Linked DNA regions of Homo sapiens: region 2 is linked to region 1. The links are chromatin loops, found by intact Hi-C in ENCODE. Cell type or tissue: heart right ventricle. All regions are shown on one strand. Links, peaks and the distances in the headings refer to the core of each region. The heading gives the core; the rest is flanking DNA. Region 1 overlaps EPG5 (ectopic P-granules 5 autophagy tethering factor). Region 2 holds the start of LOC105372092 (a long non-coding RNA gene).

Region 1 (5,380 bases), core at 149-5,148:
ATTGGGTGGCTTGCAATATTTGATCCTGGTATTCAACATACTGCTTACTTGATGCCATGGATTCAAGAGCATTCAGAGCCTAAAAGACACGGAAGATGAGAGGGTTAACTCCATAGAGGCACATAATGTGACTGCCAGAGGTACAGCACACCCATTATCACTGTGTACTTCAACTGTGAGCCTTGTGGGAAGGAGGCCTACAGAACTGAGGCCAGGAGTCCGGAAGGCAGGCATTGATTAACTTAACCACAACCAGAAGGAGGCCAGCAGCCCAAGCCTCTGTGGCCTTTGCAGCATCCCACACCCAGCCTTCCCTGTTTCTGTTCTGTGCCATTTCCCAACCTTGCCTTACCAAGAGCCACTGCTGTGGCAGGCTGCTCTTGTTGCTGGGCGCCTCACCTGCCACACCGATTTCTAAAGCCTGCCTTGTCCTCGTTCTCCCCAGTCCCACCTGTGGGGTCCTCCCCACCAGATTGTCCACTCCTTCCGTTCTAGGGCGCAACCGGAAATCCCAGGCACCAGCCTCATCTTGCTAAGGTGAAATCTGTTCAATCTGCTGTTGGGTATGTTCCTAGGTTATGAGATAATGTTATATGAAACTGTCTAACGGAAAGGAATTCTAGAGGAACCAGTTGCTAAGTGCTGCCAAGAGTAAGTGAGAAGGTTGTTAAATCAGCCAACAAGCATGAAGTACATAGGTTCCTCCCGAATCCATCTGACAAATGACACAAAATCATGGCAGAAACTGTTTCCATGCCTCTCTTCAGAGGAAGGAAAGAAAAGCATTCTTTGACTCCAGAATTTTGATTATTCCTTTCTTCATAGTAGGAGAAGAGAAGGGGAAGAGACTGTATATGGAGAAAACAAAAAATCAACAATGGCTCTTGATTTTTGGGGTGAGGAGTTTTGTTTTCCAACTTAACAAGCTCATCCACCCCAGGATTCTGACGGTGTTCCCCTCCTCACTGGGGCACATCCCCCACCATGGAGTGCCCCACTCCCTCCTTGTCCCTTTTACAGAAACCACTGCACTAGAAAATATGTATTAAAAGATGGAATGTGCTTGATTCAAAAACCATAAGAGAGGGGATTTTTTTGAGGATGATAAATAAACCAGAATTTTAGAAATTAACTACCAGGAGGGCTGTAGATGGAAGTCTTTGGGCTGAAAATAAACTGAAGGTATCTGGGTACCAAATTAAGAGCTATGTAAACAGAGTTCAATTTAAGAATAGGAATCAACTGGGACAGGCATTCCCATGAATCACAGTGTCCCTCTGTCTCTCTCCCTCTCTTTTCCTTCTTTAAATTTAGTCCCCCAAACAGTCTACTTTGACAGTTTGCCTAACGATAATCATTTTCTAAAAAGACAACTTTCTTCAAATCTGAAAATCCTGATGACAAGTATGTATGGGACATACAGGGAGTCATCACTTTAAGTCCAAAGAAATGAAGGCAAAGAGGCCAGGCCTGGGCAGCCCAGGGCCCCAGCTAAAGCAAGAAACTGATGCTGCAGGTACTGGTGGCCACAGGAGACGTAGTCTTCTCAAATACACCCTGCATCTCACTGACTTCACAACCTGCCCTCAGGATATTCATCTGCCCACTGGGATGTTTCATGTAAGACAATAGGGGATTCAAACAGCAGCTGTCTAGGCAATGAGTGACAACTATCAGCTATTTTATAAGCCCAGATCCCTGTGGAGAACCTGCTAATCTGCTAATTATTCTGTCTGATCCTTGCTCTTAATAACCAAGATCTGACATTGCATGTGGCTGGCTTAGACATGACAAAGTTGCCCCAGCAGAGGAGCTAAGGTGTTCAAGCTCTGAGCACTTACAGAGACAGCCCTGCAGAGCAGGGAATGGGAGAGGCCTGGAGCCAGACTGGCCAGTGCGACTTCCAGCCCCAACACTTACTAGGTGTGTAATTTGGGACAAATTACTTAGCCTTTCTCTCTCTCTCTCTCTTTCCTCATCCAAAAAACCAGGATAATAATAGTTCCCAGCTGGATGCAGTGGCTCATGCCTGTAATACCAACACTTGGGAGGCTGAGGCTAAGAGGAACGCTTGAAGCCAGGAGTTTGAGACCAACCTCAGCAACAAAGCGAGACCCAGTCTCTACAAAAAAAATTTTTAATTAGCCAGGAGTGGCAATGCATGCCTGTAGTCCTAACTACTTGGGAGGCTGAGGTGGGAGGATTGCTTGAGCACAGGAGTTCAAGGCTGCAGTGAGATATGATCACACCATTGCACTCCTGCCTGGGCAACAGAATAAAACCCTGTCTTAAAAAATAAAGTCGTTTCTGTGCTATAGCATTGCTATGAGGATTAAATGAGTTAAAGCTTTAACTCACTAATATTGGTCGAGTTAAAACTTATAATAGTACCTGGCACAGAGGGAGTACTCACGAATGCTGATCATCATTTTTTACTGTGCACCTTTGTACCTGGCCAGCATGTCCATAGGTTATAGGAATGTGGCCTTCCATGTTTTTAGAAGAAGCTATAATTTCTAGCTACCATTCTGTCCATGTTAGGTTATTCTAGCATCAGCCAACAATAGTCAACCTTCAGACTCACAAAACAGGAACTACTTTCTCGGTTCCAAGCTAAAGCTCAGCTAATTTCCATCCATCCCAACTGTAGCCACATCTTCTGTGCGAGATCCCAGTCCCCAGCTCCAGCCCCTGCCCCAGCCCAAGCATGTGGTAGATAAGTGCATATTCACACTTATCAGAACCAAATTTAATGCTAGACAGACTTTTCGTTTGGCCTTACTTTTCTACAATGACAGTAGCAGCGATCTAGACAACTGCCTACAAAAATTTGGAGGTTGGCACATGAAACCATTTTCCCGTAAGTAGGGCACATGAAAGGGAACACTGTGCTACCACCACAGAGCATCATGTCATGACGCGCACAGGCTACGGCTGCCACCTCCCTGCCTTCTAGGGAAGATGTGCAGGCAAACTTCTAACCCTTCATTGTATATACTGACCTGCTGAGCTTTGGGGGTCAGATGTAATTCAGAGCCAGGCCTCAAACGGATCTGATCTTCCATAGGAACCTGAACTGAAAGGAAGGCAGCCATGCTTCGGGCAACCACTCGGAACCTTAGGCATTAGGGAGAGGTCAGAAGAAGTAAATGGCTATTAAAGTAAGCATTTTGAAATAAACACCATATTTTCTATGACATAAAAAGATGAACACATTTCCAGATCTACTGTGTTGTTCACCTTCTCAGGAAAATCTTAAATATGATCAAGAAGAAGTTTTATCCATTATCACCATCCAAACAATATATGTATAATTCAGATTCAAGAATGAAAGTGTTGGCAAAGATGTGGAGTAACTGGAACCCTTGCACATTGCTGGTGGGAATGTAAATGGTGCAGGCACTAGGGAAAAGAGTTTGGCAGTTCCTCAACAAGTGAAGCATAGAGTTACCATAGGACCCAGCAATTCTGCTCCTAGGTATACACAAAAAACTAAAAACAGATGTTCTAACAAAAACTGGTATACAAATGCTCATAGCAGCATTATCTGCAATAGCCAAAAGGTTGAAACAATCCAAATGTCCATCAGCTAATGAATGGATAAACAAAATGTGGAATACAAAGGAATATTATTCAGCCATAAAAACAAACGAAGTATGGATACATGCTACAACATAAATGAACCTTGAAAACTTTATGTTAAGTGAAAAAAGTCCAACATAAGGGGCCACACATTATATGATTCCATTTATATGAAATGTCCAAAATAGGATTCAATACATAAAGTCATAATGTCAATTAGTGGTTACTAGAGACACGGGGATTAAAGGGAATGGAGGTGACTACTTAATGAGTGTAGGGCTTCCTTTTGGAGTGATGAAAATGTTCTGAAGCTAGATTGTGGTGATGGCTACAACAACATTGTCAATGTTCTAAATGTCACTGAATTGTGCATATAAAAATGGTTACCATGGAAAGTTTTAAGTTATGTGTATTTTATCACAATTAAAAAGAATAAAAGACGCAAGCCAAATTTAAGTAAAACAAAATCTCGCAGTCCTGCTATCTTCCACCGCAAACAAAAAAACATGACGTTAACTGGTTTGGAATGAGTGAGTCCCAAAGTTACAACATCACAATGGGCTATTCCACAAGAATGCTGACATCATCAAGTTTGCAAACTCTTTTCAACACTGACAAGGGCTTGAAAAGGAAACCATGATGTAAGTAAGTATTATGAGAGAAAACAGGAGCTAATGGCAAATTCTTCCATGCCTTGGGATTTTTTGCAACAAAAATCCAGACTTGCTTCTCATTACTTATCCTTCTTACCAACAGGCCTTTTATTCATTTTTTCTGTTTTTTTGAGACAGAGTCTTGCTCTGTTGGCCAGGCTGGAGTGCAATGGTGTGATCTCGGCTGACTGCAACCTCTGCCTCCTGGGTTTAAGCAATTCTCCTGCCTCAGCCTCCTGAGTAGCTGGGACTACAGGTGCTTGCCACCACACCCAGCTAATTTTTATATTTGTGTTTATTTATTTATTTATTTATTTATTTTTAGACAGGGTCTGACTCTGTCACCTAGGCTGGAGTGCAGTGGCATAATTTCAGCTCACTGAAACCTCTGTCTCCCGGGTTCAAGCGATTCTCCCACCTCAGCCTCCAGAGTAGCTGGGACTACAGGCATGTATCACCATGCCCGGCTAATTTCTGTATTTTTTGGTAGAAACGGGGTTTCACCATGTTGGCCAGGCTGGTCTCGAACTCCTGACCTCAAGTGATCTGCCTGCCTTGGCCTCCCAAAGTGCTGGGATTACAAGTGTGAGCCACCGCGCCTGGCCACCAACAGATCTTAACCCAGCTTGACGACTTTACAGTTCACTAGACTGAGTCCCTCACAGGTTCTGGATTTCCCTGAACGCCTCAAGTGCCCAGCTGACTTGGCTTTTAAACTATGCTCGCATACCGTCCATGACTAGCTCAAAACCAAAAAGAAATCAGTAGTGCAGTTAGGTTACAAAGTCCAAACACAACAGGAGATACTATTAAAAATACTGTTTGAATTGAAAATTTTTTTTAAAGGTAAGAAAAAATAAAAATGCTTTTTAGAATGTAAAGATGTAATCAGGCTCTGTTTTTTTTTTCTTTTTTTTTTTCCATTAATCTTTCTGGAGAACCTAGATCCTAAGTCGAAAAACCTACTGAAGTATATCACAACCTGTAAGTAGGTACAGATGTCTGAGGCCTATTTAGAACAACAGTGTTAGAAAGGCGCTTCCTTACCTGTTAGACAAAGGCGACTTCCGGCCAAACCCAATTGCCCCCAGGATCCCAGAGCTGAGTCTCTCCTCAGCCACGAGGTTCTGCCTGCTCTGAACCAA
Region 2 (5,380 bases), core at 230-5,229, 140 kb before region 1:
AGGAACCCTCCCTCCCTACTAGCTGGAGAGGGTAGTGGCAGCAAAGCCTCAGAGAATTTGTTCCAACACCCTTGTTTTCAGAGAAGCCCCAAAGTTGTAAAGAACTTTTTAAAAAATCCTAATGACTTGGCAGGTTTTCATAACTTTCTTAAAGTGGCAACCACCACTTCTTATTTGTTACTATTCTTTATTTAATACGAAAACAGGCAGAACTTTGGAGCTACAGGCATCAAGCATCTGCTGCATTTAGGGAGGTTTTATTTTTATTTATTTATTTTGAGATGGAGTCTCGCTCTGTCACCCAGGGTGGAGTGCAATGGCACAACCTCGGCTCACTGCAACCTCCGCTTCGAGCAATTCTCCTGCCTCAGCCCCCCAAGTAGCTGGGATTACAGGTGCCCACCACCACGCCTGGCTAATTTTTGTATTTTTAGTAGAGATGGGGTTTTCACCATGTTGGCCAGGCTGGTCTCGAACTCCGGACCTCAAGTGATCTACCCGTCTCGGCCTCCCAAAGTGCTGAGATTACAGATGTTAGCCACCATGCCTGGCCAAAGGAGGTTTTAGACCAGTAGAAAGTGTTTGAAACCTTCCATCATTACAGAGAATCATAGAAATGCATGGAAAATAGAGAGCAGGCAAATGATGCTTATTTCTCCCACGTTAAGAAGAAAAATCAGACTGCTCTGTGTTTAATATTTGCTTACAGTTTATATAGTTATTACTTGAATGTTGTATAGTTATTAGAATGTTATGTAGTTATATATATAACATGTTATATAGTTATATAGACTGTTATTATAGTTATTACTTGAATCCTACTTTATATAGGAAATCCCAATGCATTCTAGTTCATATTGCCCATATTATTGAACGTAGAGCATAATTTTGCTATTTTAAATGGCATAGGATTCATAGTTGCATCTTGTCTTTGATAATATAGTATTTTTCTTACTTGTACTTTATTTGATGGTGAGTCCTTTGGTAGGGGCAGTAGGGGCTCCATGTCTGGTCATTGTATCATACAACATGAGGAAGGGAATGTCAGAAGATGCTATCAGTTCTGATGCCTTATGCAAACATAAAGAAACAGTGCTTTCCTTGTGGACATAAGTGGGGGCTAGATTCACAGGCCATGACTCACAGCACACACCTTCTAGTCTGATCACAGGCTGTTTGCAGCCCCTAAAACAAGCCATGCTTCTCTTAGCTTATCCTTAAGTCTCTCCCCTGAAGGCCACTCTCTCTTTTCCTGCCTTCGCTAAATGCTACTCAAATATTAAGGGCCTTATTAGGCCAACATCTTTAGTAAAGTTCCTTCTGCTTACTCTAGACTCTACTGATATTACCCAAACTCTCTTAATCCTAAATTGTGTCTGCCCACAATTTAGCACTTAATTGCATATCACATAGTATCATTTAAGGGAGACTTAAAATCTGGCAGTTCTTGATTGAACTTGATGGGCATCCCGTCCCTCCCTGGAAGACCACATAATGGGTTCCCTTTTAGCTAATGATATTACAAACCCCTTGTGTGCTAAGGAAGAAGCATTATTTTGCCCCAATGTCACCATTGATCTTATGCAGCCTTGACTTTCACTGATGCTCCCTGTGTCTTATTGCCTCCCCAGGTGCAAGAATTATCTCACACCTCACACCATTCCCTGGAGTCCTGAGGACTTACCCAGATACTCAGTAGGATGGGAAATTGGGGGTGAAAAATGACAGTTAATTGGAAGGGCATGGCCTGCAGCCTGAGAGAAGTTGCTGAGTTTGGAAAGTAGGAAGGCGGTGAACTGGCCAAGGGATCATGAGTTTACAGCTTGTGACCACGATGTAAAGGAAGGACCGGTCCCATTCCACACCTGATCCTTAGGGGCCTCAGGCCTCTGGGTTTGGCAGCTGGGATTGGTATTGTTCTGTGTCATCCACAATGATCTCTGCCAAAGAGGGCCTGAAGATACAGGCTTCCTTCCTGCTTGCCAGCTTCAGAATGGCTCGGGTGTTCCCAGAACTGGCCAATCTATGCACCTAGAACTGAGGCTTGACACTCCCCAGGTTCAGGGCAGTCCTAGAAGCAAGCTAAAGCCTCTCCCCTTGGGGTAGATCTCCAAGGCTGGCATCCTGGGAGCTTGGTGCATAAGGCTGATTCACCTGCCACAGGACCTATGAGCTCTGTGTGTGTCCCCAGTGGCAAGGGCATTGACCCTGGGCTACCTGTCCCAGTCACAATTCTGGACCCCTGCTCTGAGGGCTATATTTAGAGGAATTGTACCCCGACTTCCCTGCCAACCTAGAGACACACACACCCTATCTCAGGACCTCACAGGAACTCATCCTAGTCTTCAAGTATCAGAGTCGTTCACCCATTTATTCATCCATATACTCAACAAATAACTATTATGAATCTCCATGAGCCAGACACTGAACCTGGGGCTACATCAGTAAACAAGACCATCCCAGACTCTGCCCTCAGGAAGCTAGCCAGTGAGTGGGGAAGCTCTATAAAGCAGACAGTTGCAAGATCCTGTAATTACGGTGAGAGGAAAGAGAAATATTTTGGGAGATGCATGCCAATGACTGTGGCCTGAAGTTTGACCTTTTCTCCATCAGGCAGTCATAATGGAAGATGCTTACCCACCCCTGTCCTGGGGTAGGAGGGATAGCAGATGGGATGGCAGTGTCATTTAGAAAATTGCCTTCAAAATGTCTATTTTTATAATGTAGGCTACAGAAAGTACAGTTCCACACAGTGTTTTGTTATTTTGGCCTTTTGGACAAAGAAGTCATATGTATACTGGTGTGGTATAGGAGAGAATTACTGCAGGGTCCCTGAATTTACAAAGATCAGGGAATCCAAGGTGGAAAAACCAGGGCATGGAACCCACCAAGAAAATGTTTCAAGAAGTCCCCTGAGACCCTGGGGTGGGGATTGCTCCTGCAATGCAGCGGGTGTCAGTCCTGTGAGTGGGCAGGATGCAGAGGCCTCTGGCTAAACCACACAAGGTGCTGCCAGACTCCCTGGGCTGGAGGAAGCCCTGCCCCTGTGTGTGCAAGCATCACCCTCCCGTGACATGTGATGATGTCTCATGGTAACTGATGGCCTCAAGGCACCCACCAAACCTATATGAAGCAACCAGCACCACGCAGAGGGTGGGACCTGATGGAGTGACTTGATGAAGTTTAATGGGAGGACAAGGCTTGGCCTAGAGTGTTGCCTTCCATTGGTGTGGCCCAGCATGCAACGGCACACTCCCTGCTGCCAGCTGGAATGCCACCATGACTCACTTGGGCTCACCATGGCATCTCCAAACAAGACATCGGAATTTGTAAACTGTCCCCACTCCAGGGGCTGAATTCATGCCTTTTCACCTAGTCTCAAGGACAGGGATGCTTTACAGCAGTGCTTTCCAAACAAATCCCCTGGGGACCTACTTAATGCAAATTCTGATTCTGAAGGTCTGGGTGGGACTGAGATGTTTCATTTCTAAACAAGTTCCAGGGGATGTCAATGTTGCTGATCTGGGGACCACACTGTGAGTAGCAAGACCTGAAAACATTCACCAAAGTGAGTGAAATTTAACCTTCACTTCTCCTTCACAAGGAAGGATGATCGGCTCCACCATCTGGTGCTCACTCAGCAAGCATTTGTTGAGCCTAGGAACTGAGATAATGGTAACACCATTGGCGGAAATAATGAAGTCAGAGACAGGAACTGTTGTTTTAGGAGAAATAATAATAATTACCTTTGCTTGAATGCCTGTCCTGTTCTATGATCTTGTTTGATCCTTATATTTGGAAGGTAGATATTATTAATCTTCATTAATTTCATAGTGGAATTAGGCTCAAAAAGGTGAAGTGATTTTCCCTGAGGTGTCATTGCTGGCTGGAAATTGAACCTGGTCTATTAAACTCCAAAATCTACCTGATCCCACTGTGAAGCAGTTCCTTGTTCTAGAGAGTGGGGAATTAGCGTTAAGTAGATTCAGCATAGTGGTTCGCAACCCTGCCTGCACGTTAGAATCACCAAGAAAACTTTAAACCCCCCCACACCCCAAACTAATTACAATAGACTCTCTAGGGGAGGGATGCTCTATCCACATTTTTTAAAGCTCTCCAGGTAATTCCAATGTGCAGACAAGCCTGGGAATCGCTGAGTTAGCCCAACTCTTCTCCTAAGAAGTGAGCAATTGAGAAGCCAATAAATGAAATGGCAACCTTGTCAGAACTAGTATCTCTCCATTCCTTCTCCAGGACTGTTTCCAATAAACTGGCTAAACATAACATGCTGTAGTGGGATGAAGCAGAATGGGAAAGAAAGTAGGATACAGGAATTTGCCAAGGGAAAATACATAAGGAGCTGAGAATCCAAGCCAACACTGGAGGCAACACACATTTAGGAGCTGAGGAGAAGATTCTGAAAGATAGAGAATTTCACCAAACTAAAATCCTTAACATCAAGAACAACATTTCTTCATTTAGGAATCCTCCTGTGTTTGGCATCTCTTACACGATGGATGAGTGAACGGAGGAAATGAGAAAGGTGGTGTGGCTCTAATGGACAAGAAAGTTCAGAAGCCAAGTTGAGTAGGAAATGGGTGTCACATTGGGATTGAGGAAAGGCATAATAACAGGTGAGATGGCTTTACCCAGTGTGAATCTACTGAAGGAAGGACTATAAAAGTGAATGGCCTCCATGAGGAAGTCATATTGTAAGGTTTTCTGATTAGGATTAGGATGATTTTTAAATAATAGAATGGAATACACCAAGTAGAGAAATAAATGGAACAATCTGCTTGAAGCAAAAAAAAAAAAAAAAAAGGCTTGAGGCTACTCTAGGGACCATAATGCCATCTCTTGCCATAATCAAGAGAAAAGGCCAGAGCCCCCCACCATCTCCTCAAAGAGAAATCTTAGATAACAGAACAAAGTTCTGGGTACTCCACCAACCACCTGGGATGCCCCTGGGTAACTTCATCCTTCAAGGCTGTCATGGATGTTAAAATGAATTTCTCCTTATTAAACATTGAGGATAAAAAGCTATTGAGGACCAAGTGTGGTCTTCCCCTATAATCCCAGCATTTTTGGAGGCTGAGGTGAGAGGGTTGCTTGAGGCCAGGAGTTCAAGATCAGCCTGGGCAACCTAGCAAGACCCCTTGGTTACAAAAAATAAAAATAAAGCTATTGAGCAATTGGTTGTGAGACTTACATGGCAGTCAAGTCTCTTGGGGGTTCTGTAGACCCCAGGTTTTACAAAAGTGTGAGTCAGAAGGAGCCAAAATGCTAAGTGATGTTGGGCATTAAAAGTCCACATGGGGATATTGTTTTACTCATCATATCACAAGGGTGTTTAAGTTTCTGCCTAGGATTTTCCATCTCA

The links. A loop is a pair of places that touch in the nucleus more often than their neighbours do. Peaks named below come from ENCODE experiments on the same cell type or tissue, not always from the same donor. Only the 100,000 strongest peaks of a DNase experiment are listed, where the experiment ranks them.
Region 2: a loop joins it to region 1, with 2.1 times the contacts of the local background. A loop is called at or near these places in 14 of 110 quality-filtered maps.

The regions. Positions count from the first base shown.
Region 1 is chr18:45,852,571-45,857,950 of GRCh38, forward strand. It overlaps EPG5 (ectopic P-granules 5 autophagy tethering factor), which reads right to left. Exons shown (of 44, transcript NM_020964.3): 42 at 5,283-5,380; 43 at 3,003-3,117; 44 at 1-79. Among named protein-coding and RNA genes, the nearest start is that of SIGLEC15, 30 kb to the left of the region's middle. In heart right ventricle, for the core only: no CTCF peak of the experiment used is centred there; no DNase peak of the experiment used is centred there.
Region 2 is chr18:45,712,333-45,717,712 of GRCh38, forward strand. The region is part of intron 6 of LOC105372093 (a long non-coding RNA gene); the gene reads right to left. It overlaps LOC105372092 (a long non-coding RNA gene), which reads left to right and starts at 817. Exons shown (of 4, transcript XR_935422.3): 1 at 817-4,634. In heart right ventricle, for the core only: no CTCF peak of the experiment used is centred there; no DNase peak of the experiment used is centred there.